Regions from separate parts of the Homo sapiens genome. Here region 2 is linked to region 1. The links are chromatin loops, found by intact Hi-C in ENCODE. Cell type or tissue: heart left ventricle. All regions are shown on one strand. Each heading gives the region's core, and the rest is flanking DNA. Links, peaks and the distances in the headings are about the cores only.

Region 1 (4,402 bases), core at 81-4,080:
TCCTGCTCCTATGTCACTGGTCTTAAATAGGATATATTTACATTCTATTAATTCACATTTTGGCAAGATGCTGACATCTCTATTACATATTAACTCTTCTACTCATTGATTCAATAATGTATATTATTATTTATTTTTAGCAACGATAATGCTGAATTCTGGAGGCAAGAGAGATAGGACTCAGGTTGTCACAGCACCTGCAGTGTGAAGGCAAATAAAGACAAGTCATCAGCTATAACACAATGGAGTCAATGTGCTATTGTGGAAATTCAGGATAGTATGGAAATACCCGGAAGCTTCATTAGATAGGACATGAGAGAAGGCTTTCTGAGAGAAGTGGTAGCTAGAATAAGACATGGAAAGAGAGGAAATTAATTAATAATGGTAGAGTGCATGGCCTGGATGAAATACTGAACATTGCAGGGTGACAGATTAACCAATCGAAAAGCCCAGAGGCCAAAATGATCGTGGAAGATTTAGGGAAGTGAAATTAGTACCATATGGCCAAAGAGCCTATGTGTGTGTCATGTATGCTTGAGTGTTTCTGGGTAAGTTAGTGTTGAGGGTGCAAGACAGAAAGAGGCAAAAAATAGGGTTGGAGAAAAACCCTTCTGGGCTTTGGAAAATATGTATAGGACAGAGATCATCATGGCCTAAATATTATTGAAGAAATCTGATAATTGCCACTATGCTATTAGTTTTCCAGGCAAATAAATGAGCTGTAGTCTACTCAAGGAAGAACATTTGATGAGAATATTATATACTCTTCTACCTTTCTGGAAGGACCTCTCATGCTCTGCCTTACTCTACATATTCCTTGATTTCTTTTCACCACATATACCACACCCTTCATGAAGTCTTTCTTTTCATCATTAAGTAAATACAGTTTCTCCTTTTTCTAAATCTCTATAATGTTATTTTTCTTTGATATAATATGTCAGAATCTTCCTTGACATACAGATATTTGTAAATCTAGATTCTCTCACTGGACCAGATCTTTGAGGGAAACTATTAGACAATAATTTTAGCATCCTTTATGACACAGTTTTACTAAGTTGTTAAATAGAAGAGTATTATATGCCACAATGGAAAATTGAGAAAGTGAATGGCATAGTTCTTCACAAAACTTTCAACGTAATAAAAACATATATACAATGAAGCATTATTTCCCCAATTTTCAATCCTGTGTGAGATGGCAGGGGTGGAAGTATATCCACAAAACTTTTAGTATTTAGGTGATGCCACTGAAACTAGAATTCAGGTGTTTTTCAGTTGAAAAAGCATCATCAGTCACTCATATAGAGACTAAAAAACATTATACAAACTGGTAGGTGAATCACCCATAAAAGCAGGATCAAAAGGGGGTAATGGAAGCTAATTTCAGATAGCTTTCTTTTTTTTGAGACAGGCTCTTGCTCTGTTGCCCACACTGGAGTGCAGTGGCACGATCATGGCTCACTAAAGCCTTGACCTCCTGTGCTCAAGCAGTCCTCCCAGTTAGCCTCCTGAGTAGCTGGGACTACAGGCGCACACCATTATGCCCAGCTAATTTTTTTATTCTTTATTTGTAGAGAAAGGGTCTCACTATGTTGCCCAAGCTGGTCTTGAACTACTGTACTCAAGCGATCCTCCCACCTGGCCTCCCAACATGCTGGGATTACAGGCATAAGCCACCATGGCCAGCCTTGGATAACATTTATTTCTTAGAACAATGATTGAAGCCAGTTATTTGAATGAATATCTTTGGACTCAGTACATTTATTTCATGCAATGTCTCTGAGTTTGATCCTTCTGTGTAATTAGGTGCTAAGAACTAAACTAGTCCATGACAGTTAGTGGAGGTACCAGAGAGAGGTTGAGTCCAGTTCTGTAAAACTTCTGCTTATTACTTCATCTGCAATGTGAACACAGCGTATTTGTATAATAAAGATGGCTGATAGGTGTTGCAGAAATTTGCTAGAGATTTTTCCTTCATGCAGTTGTAAGTTTGTTATAAAAGCACAGAAACAACAAGCATATTTATTGAGGATTTACTCCATGATAACCCTTTAAGTGTTTTATGTCATCATTTTTTCATACAAAAGCTCTGAGTTATGTATCTTTACTATTCCACTTCTGCAGATGAGGAAAATCCACTTCTACATACTATCTTCTAATACTTATGGCTTTCTTCCATATCGCTTCTAAATCTCCCATATTCTAGGCTAAACATGCCCAGCTTTTTCATCAAATATTTCTCGAAATAAGCTGTTTAAAATTGCCTCGTGGTCTTGACTGGGCTCGGTTTTGGGTTATCAGCCTTACAAACAAGCAATCAGATCTACACAGTGCATCAATGATAGTTTGGCCAGGCAAGTAGGAGCTTTATTTCCTTTGACATGAATGCAGTACTTCATGCCTTCATGCCTCAAGACACCATAGTAGCTTTTTGGGAAACCAAATTGTATTGATATCTTACTGCATTTATGACTAAGATTATAAGGATGGTTCCCCTAATCTTCCACTTGCAAAGTTGCATCTTCCCAATTTTCTAACTGGGCTACTGTTTACACCATCATTACCGGACTTGAATGAAATAAACTTTAGGGATAACTTTAGAATTGACCCATTTTCAATATAGTCTGTTGTATACTTTCTAGATTTTTAATCTGGTAGTCCTTACCAAAAAAAAAAAAAATTAAATAACCAAGGATAAGTCTCCTGCCTTATACCACACAAACACATACGTTTTAGTGGGGTTTCATATAATTAATCAATAATGATCATTCACTCATGAAACATTTTAACAAAAATGCTGAGAATTTTCTCAGTAGATAGAAAGGACATCTAGAGATTACGCATTATTTTCAAAGGATTTTACAACAAGCTGCATTGAAAGTGGCAAAAAATTAACTTTCTTATAATTATGTTATAAAATCTAAATTGAAGTTTTAAAATTATTTGTGCAACTCATAGTATATTTCAGAAAATCATGTTAAATATTAGCATGTATAAATATGAAAACTAATATTTTATTACTTTCATGCCAAATACATTTAATAAAATTACATATTTTATTCTGAATATATAAGACAATAGTCTCTTTAGTTCATCAATGTGCCCTACAGGTTTAAAATCATATCATACATGTATTCTTAGAACAATGAGGGAAGAAAGCAGCTCCTTAGAAAATCGGAATGTGTCTACCTAGAAGATTTCAGTTTTCTGAAGTTGCAATTTTCAAATTATGCTTTTCACATCTTCTCTCTTAGCACCGTAGACGGGATATGGGAGCTAAAACTCAGCCATCAGCTTTTCAGCTTCACATTTATAAAGAAAAGCAAATATCAAACTCCCAGTCTTCAGCGCAGCAGAGAGAAAATGTGCCAGGAGGAAAGTCCGTTTCCCAGCCCTCACGTAGGCTGCACAAAGGCATTCTTTCGCGGAACTTTAGAGAGAAATACTTTCAAAGTCTTTTTAGCCCCAAGAGAGCTCAAGGAAACTCATGAAAATGGCAGTTTTAGCCATCTTTTCTCACAAATAGTGAAGTTGCCACTAAGAAGATTTTCCTGCCCATGTAAAGCATGTATGAAAATAAAATTTTAATTACAAAAATATAAAGGAGAAACACCTGCCAAAGATGATGTGGGCACAGATACGTACCATAGCTTGGCTCAAGAGTGAGCTTTTTCTCCTCTATCTCTAGTCTATAACAAAACTCACTCTAAGGGAAAATTGAACCCCTAAGAAGGAAGAGAGAACGGTCCTATTTTAAACATCAGCTTATCATTTGAGAAGTGGCTTTATATGGATTCTTGCTCATAGGTCCTGTGGCTATGATTTATCTAATTTGCCAATGTGTATTATATATATACCCTTCTATTCTAGATATAAATTTCTAATTGATTTTAAACATTCAAAATACCTTTTTCCATTCTATCAGCTGTCAAATACTCATAATTGCTTTAGCCTTTTTTTCAGCTTTTCTTAAAGAAATACTTTACGCCCTTACATTACAAAATATTCCTCTACATTTACTTTTTACCCTTAGTTTTTAATCCATGTAGGTTCTAAATTATTACACTGTATTAGAAAGGAATTCGGTGTTATTTGTCTTCATATAAGCTACTTTCTCTAACAAACTTATAAATAATATCACTTTCACATTGTTTTTGGCCCCTTCCTTCTTGTGTTTTGAATTATTCAACACGCACAGAAATGTGTGTGTATATATACACATATATACATATAATTATATATACAGATATACTGTCTAAATTCTCTGTTATTTCCCATTGACTCAATTGTCTTTGCAAAAATAACGTAACAGTTATTATTGTGACCTCAAGGTCTACAGTATGTGTATGTCTTAATGTCTGGTAAGGCACATTTCTTTAATATAGTTAGATATTTTAATTAGGTA
Region 2 (4,402 bases), core at 77-4,076, 820 kb after region 1:
GTCCCTTAGTAGAGCTCAAGCACAGTGCTGGGAGATCCACTGCTCTCTTCAGAGTCAGCAGGCAGGAATGTTTAAGTCTGCTGAAGCTGCACACACAAGTGCCCCTTCCCCCAGGTGCTCTGTCCCATGAGATGGGAGTTTTACCTATAAGCCCCTGACTGGGGCTGCTGCCTTTTCTTTCAGAGATGCCCTGCCCAGAGAGGAGGAATCTAGCGAGGCAGTCTGGCTACAGCAGCTTTGGGTCGCTGTGGTGGGCTCTGCCCAGCCAGAACTTCCCTTCAGCTTTGTTTATACTGTGAGAGGAAAACTGCTTACTCAAGCCTCAGTAATGGCAGACGCCCCTCCCTACTATCAAGCTCGGGCATCCCGGGTGGACTTCAGACTGCTGTGCTGGCAGCAAGAATTTCAAGCAAGAGGATGTTAGCTTGCTGGGCTCCGTGGGGGTGGGATCTGCTGAGCAAGACCACTTGGCTCCCTGGCTTCCACCCCCTTTCCAGGGGAGTGAATGGTTCTGTCTCGCTGATGTTCCAGGCACCACTGTGGTACAAAAAGAAAAAAAAAATCCTGCAGCTAGCTTGATGTCTGCCCAAACAGCTGCCCAGTTTTGTGCTTGAAACCCAGGGTCTTTGTGGTATAGGCACCCAAGGGTATCTCCTGGTCTGTGGGTGGCGAAGACCATGGGAAAAGCCTAGTATCTGGGCTGGATAGCATGGTCCTTCACGGCACGGTCCCTCATGGCAGGGTCCCTTATGGCTTCCTTTGGGTAGGGGAGGGAGTTCCCCAACCCCTTGTGCTTCCCCACCCTGCTTCTGCTCGCCTTCTGTGGGCTGTACCCACTGTTTAACCAGTCCCAATGAGATGAACCAGGTACCTCAGTTGGAAATATAGAAATCACCTACCTGCCTTCTGCGTTGGTCTTGCTGGGTGCTGCAGACCGGAGCCGTTCCTATTTGGCCATCTGCCCGGGAAAAAACGTATTTTTTTTATATATAAATAATACCTTAAAAAGTCCCATCTGGAGTCATTAAGAGAGTATCAGTACTCTGGAAGAGTTTCTAACTGTAAATTGTCTCTGTCGCTCCTTTTTTAGTTTGGCTTATAGGAAACATAAAAACTTATGCATTCTCTCACCATTTAGCCTCTTCCAGACATTGAAACAGGTCATTTCAGAGGTCCGGAGACATTAAAAACAAACAAACAACAAGGTTACACATATCCCAGAACCTATCTGTCATCTCTGGCTCCTTATACCCTAAAATCAAACACCGGTATTGGGAGGGCTCTGTGACTGAGACAGCTCCAGTCTAAGGGCAATGCTTGGTGACTATTTCCTTCTTGATATTTTGATTGTATTTCAGTTCTTTGTTCTCTGTTATCTGCGGAGTTCATGTTCAATACAATTAGCGCTGGAGAAAAACGTGTTGCTTTTGGTAGGAAAACAAAACAAAACAAAACAAAAAACCTTTGTCCCTGCACACAGGAAGCAGTCCTGAGATTTCCTCCAAAAGGCCTTTGCTGCTGTAGTGTGTTAGAGTCCTAATCATAGAAACTCTAACCGAGGAAGGAAATTCAGAGTTCACTGAGTGCCTTTGACCCCTGGTGGTTCGCAGTAGGACCCACCTTACCCGGACACCGCCCCTGGGCTCAGGTCACTCAGGATCCTGGACTCACCTGGTGCTGAGGACCAGCGCGGGCAGGAGAGGCAGCAGGTAGGGCACTGGGCTGAATTTCATGCTGCTGCCCGCCGGGCCCTCGTTTCCTCGCTGCCTCTCTCCAGCTTCCTCTGGGTTCTGTCACTTCTCGGTGTCTACCTGTCTCCGGCTAGCGCTCAGACCTCTCCGAAGGTGGACAGACTGAGGCCGACTAAGGGACTGAAGCCTCGCCAAGAAAGGAGCTGGGCACAGGGAATCAGCTCCGGGAGTGGTGTGTTGGCGGCCAGGGAAGGCCCTGCGGGGCTTGTTCCGCGCCGCAGCTCCAGAGCCAGAGACCGGGTTGTCACTCGCGCTGGAGGCGGGGAGGGCGGGGGTGTCCGGCGATCGCCCCGCCCCCGCGCGCTGAGGTCACAGGGCTACACATTCACTTCAGCTTGATCCTTTAGTCCCGCTTCTCCCGAGGATTCGGAGGGGCGGGACGGCCAGCACAGGAACTCGTTTACTTTGGCAGGAAGTGAGACTGAATTCACCAGGAAAAACTCTCGAATGTTTTGAGTCGCAGGCAGATGTCCTGTCGCAGGCGGATGTCTGTCACCTGATTACATAGCGTTTGAAAAAAAAAAAAAGTTTTAGAAATGGCATTTGAAATCTTAATTTGATTAAAGAGTCAAGGTGATCCGCCTGAGGCAGACACTAAAGGGAGTGATGAAAGACGATAGCAGGAGTGAACAGCACCCAGAAATGTACTCTTGCACTTTTGAGGCTATAATGGCACTTGCCAACTCCATAACGCGGGTCCCTTTCCTCAAGTGAGACTCAGCACGTGAAAAGAATTGAATGAAAATGCATCAGTAATTGACTCAGAATGGCCGGGATTGGATGATAGGAGTTATTATGTTTTGTATATTTTCTATTTAGATTTCCTATAAGAATGAGGCATTTGGTGGTCTTTATTTTGAAAAATAAAATTTGAAAAATAAATCTCATTAAAAAATTCAAATTGTTATTTTTGAAGCAAATATACCTAATCTCCTTTTTGAAGCTTTATTATAAAAAGAAGCAGTTTTTGTTCTGGTGTGGTGGCTTATGATAACCCAAGATATACCAGAACAAACTATTTTTTTTTCAGATTTGTTCACATAAAGTCTGTCCATAGTGTGCCATTGCATTGGATACTCATAAATCACTCCGAAATTATTGGGCCTGTTGTTCATTTCCTGAAAGTAGAAAAATACCATCTAATTTAGAAGGTCAACAAGCACATCTTGAAAAATGATCTGAAGTGATACTTTGAAATTTTTTGTAATTTTAGCGGATTGAAGAATTATACCCTCGACTCTGGTACAGCTTTGTCTCTTAGCAGAAGTCTTCTTTTCTTGGGGCATTATAAGGCCATAACCTTTCATCATCCATGACAGTCTCACTGTCTTATCATGGGGATATGCAAATCCATAATTGACTTTATGGCTTCAAAGAGTTAGTACAAAAGCTTTAAAGATCCAACTGTTAAGCAGATACTTAGCACTACAGCATTTGTACTTTACTTAATCAAACATTGCTGAGCAACAGCTCTTTGCAAAACTTAAACCCTATCCTGGATGAATGACATCAGGAGAATCCATGCAATCACGCTAAGAGTCCAGGCTAATAGGATTGGGAATCACAGAGGCTAATTGCATCAAGAAGACTTTCCTTGTAAATAACTTACCCTGTGGAATGTTATTTTTTCTTGGGTAAACTCTGAATATGTATAATGAGTTTGACCTTAGTTTTTATACACCTATTCTCTTTACCTCTTCTCTTACAATGAACTCTATTCATTCTCCTAATAAACACTTATTAAAAACCTAAGTACCATGGGTTTTAAACAGAAGTTCCACTTTACTTGGAATTTAACTCACTGTGGTACTTGCTAAATTCTACTGGATTGGAGATTCTCCAGATGATTTTTTTCTCATTAATTTTCAAGGACTGATTATGTTCTTTCACCAGGAGCACTAACTTCTATATTCTTTTTATATTTAAGATCTTTTTAATGACTACATAAAGAAGAGAAAGAAACTCATTAAAGTTTTCTAACTTTTCCAAAGTCATAAAGCAAAAAGACAATAGAGTCTGACTTTAAGGCAGATCAACCCAATTTTTCTTTACATTTTTTTTCTTTAAAAATTTAAGAATGTTGAGTGTGTGTGTGTGTGTGTGTGTGTGTGTGTGTGTGTATGTGTGGTTTAGCCTGAGGTCAATAGTGTATTAATACACATTATTCCACAATACACAATTAATATATAATAATTCACTATAGTATATCCTCAATAGCAGTAAATTGTCCCTTTCTGCTAAGACTACAAACTTCAAAAATTATCTAGATAGACAGAAAGATAGATACAAATATAAAATATTTAGACAAAATATACAAATAAAAACATCTAAACAGATTAGAGACCTAAATTCATTACTCATTTTTCCAAAGTTCTTAATTATATCAATGTATATCAACTGTTATATGCCAAGTGTTAGAGCTATAATACCTGCTACTAACAATCAAGCTACACACTAAATGTGATATCTAAGCTTATGCTGTTCTGATTTTAAATGTTTGCAATAAAATATGGTGATATAAAATTTCATAAGTTTCCCCCGCATTAAAACTGCCTATTTTTACATTTTATGGTGGAACTATCTTGTTTGTTTTGTTTTATTTTGCTTTTTTAATTCACTAACTTTGAAAAATCAACAGTGTGAGAATAGCA

The links. Peaks named below come from ENCODE experiments on the same cell type or tissue, not always from the same donor. Only the 100,000 strongest peaks of a DNase experiment are listed, where the experiment ranks them.
Region 2: a loop joins it to region 1, with 6 times the contacts of the local background. A loop is called at or near these places in 1 of 110 quality-filtered maps.

Annotation. Positions count from the first base shown.
Region 1 is chr11:24,552,977-24,557,378 of GRCh38, reverse strand. The region is part of intron 1 of LUZP2 (leucine zipper protein 2); the gene reads right to left. Among named protein-coding and RNA genes, the nearest start is that of LUZP2, 58 kb to the right of the region's middle. In heart left ventricle, for the core only: no CTCF peak of the experiment used is centred there; no DNase peak of the experiment used is centred there.
Region 2 is chr11:23,728,156-23,732,557 of GRCh38, reverse strand. It overlaps LINC02726 (long intergenic non-protein coding RNA 2726), which reads right to left and starts at 3,571. Exons shown (of 3, transcript XR_931129.2): 1 at 1,672-3,571; 2 at 900-958. In heart left ventricle, for the core only: no CTCF peak of the experiment used is centred there; a DNase peak (open chromatin) is centred at 1,841.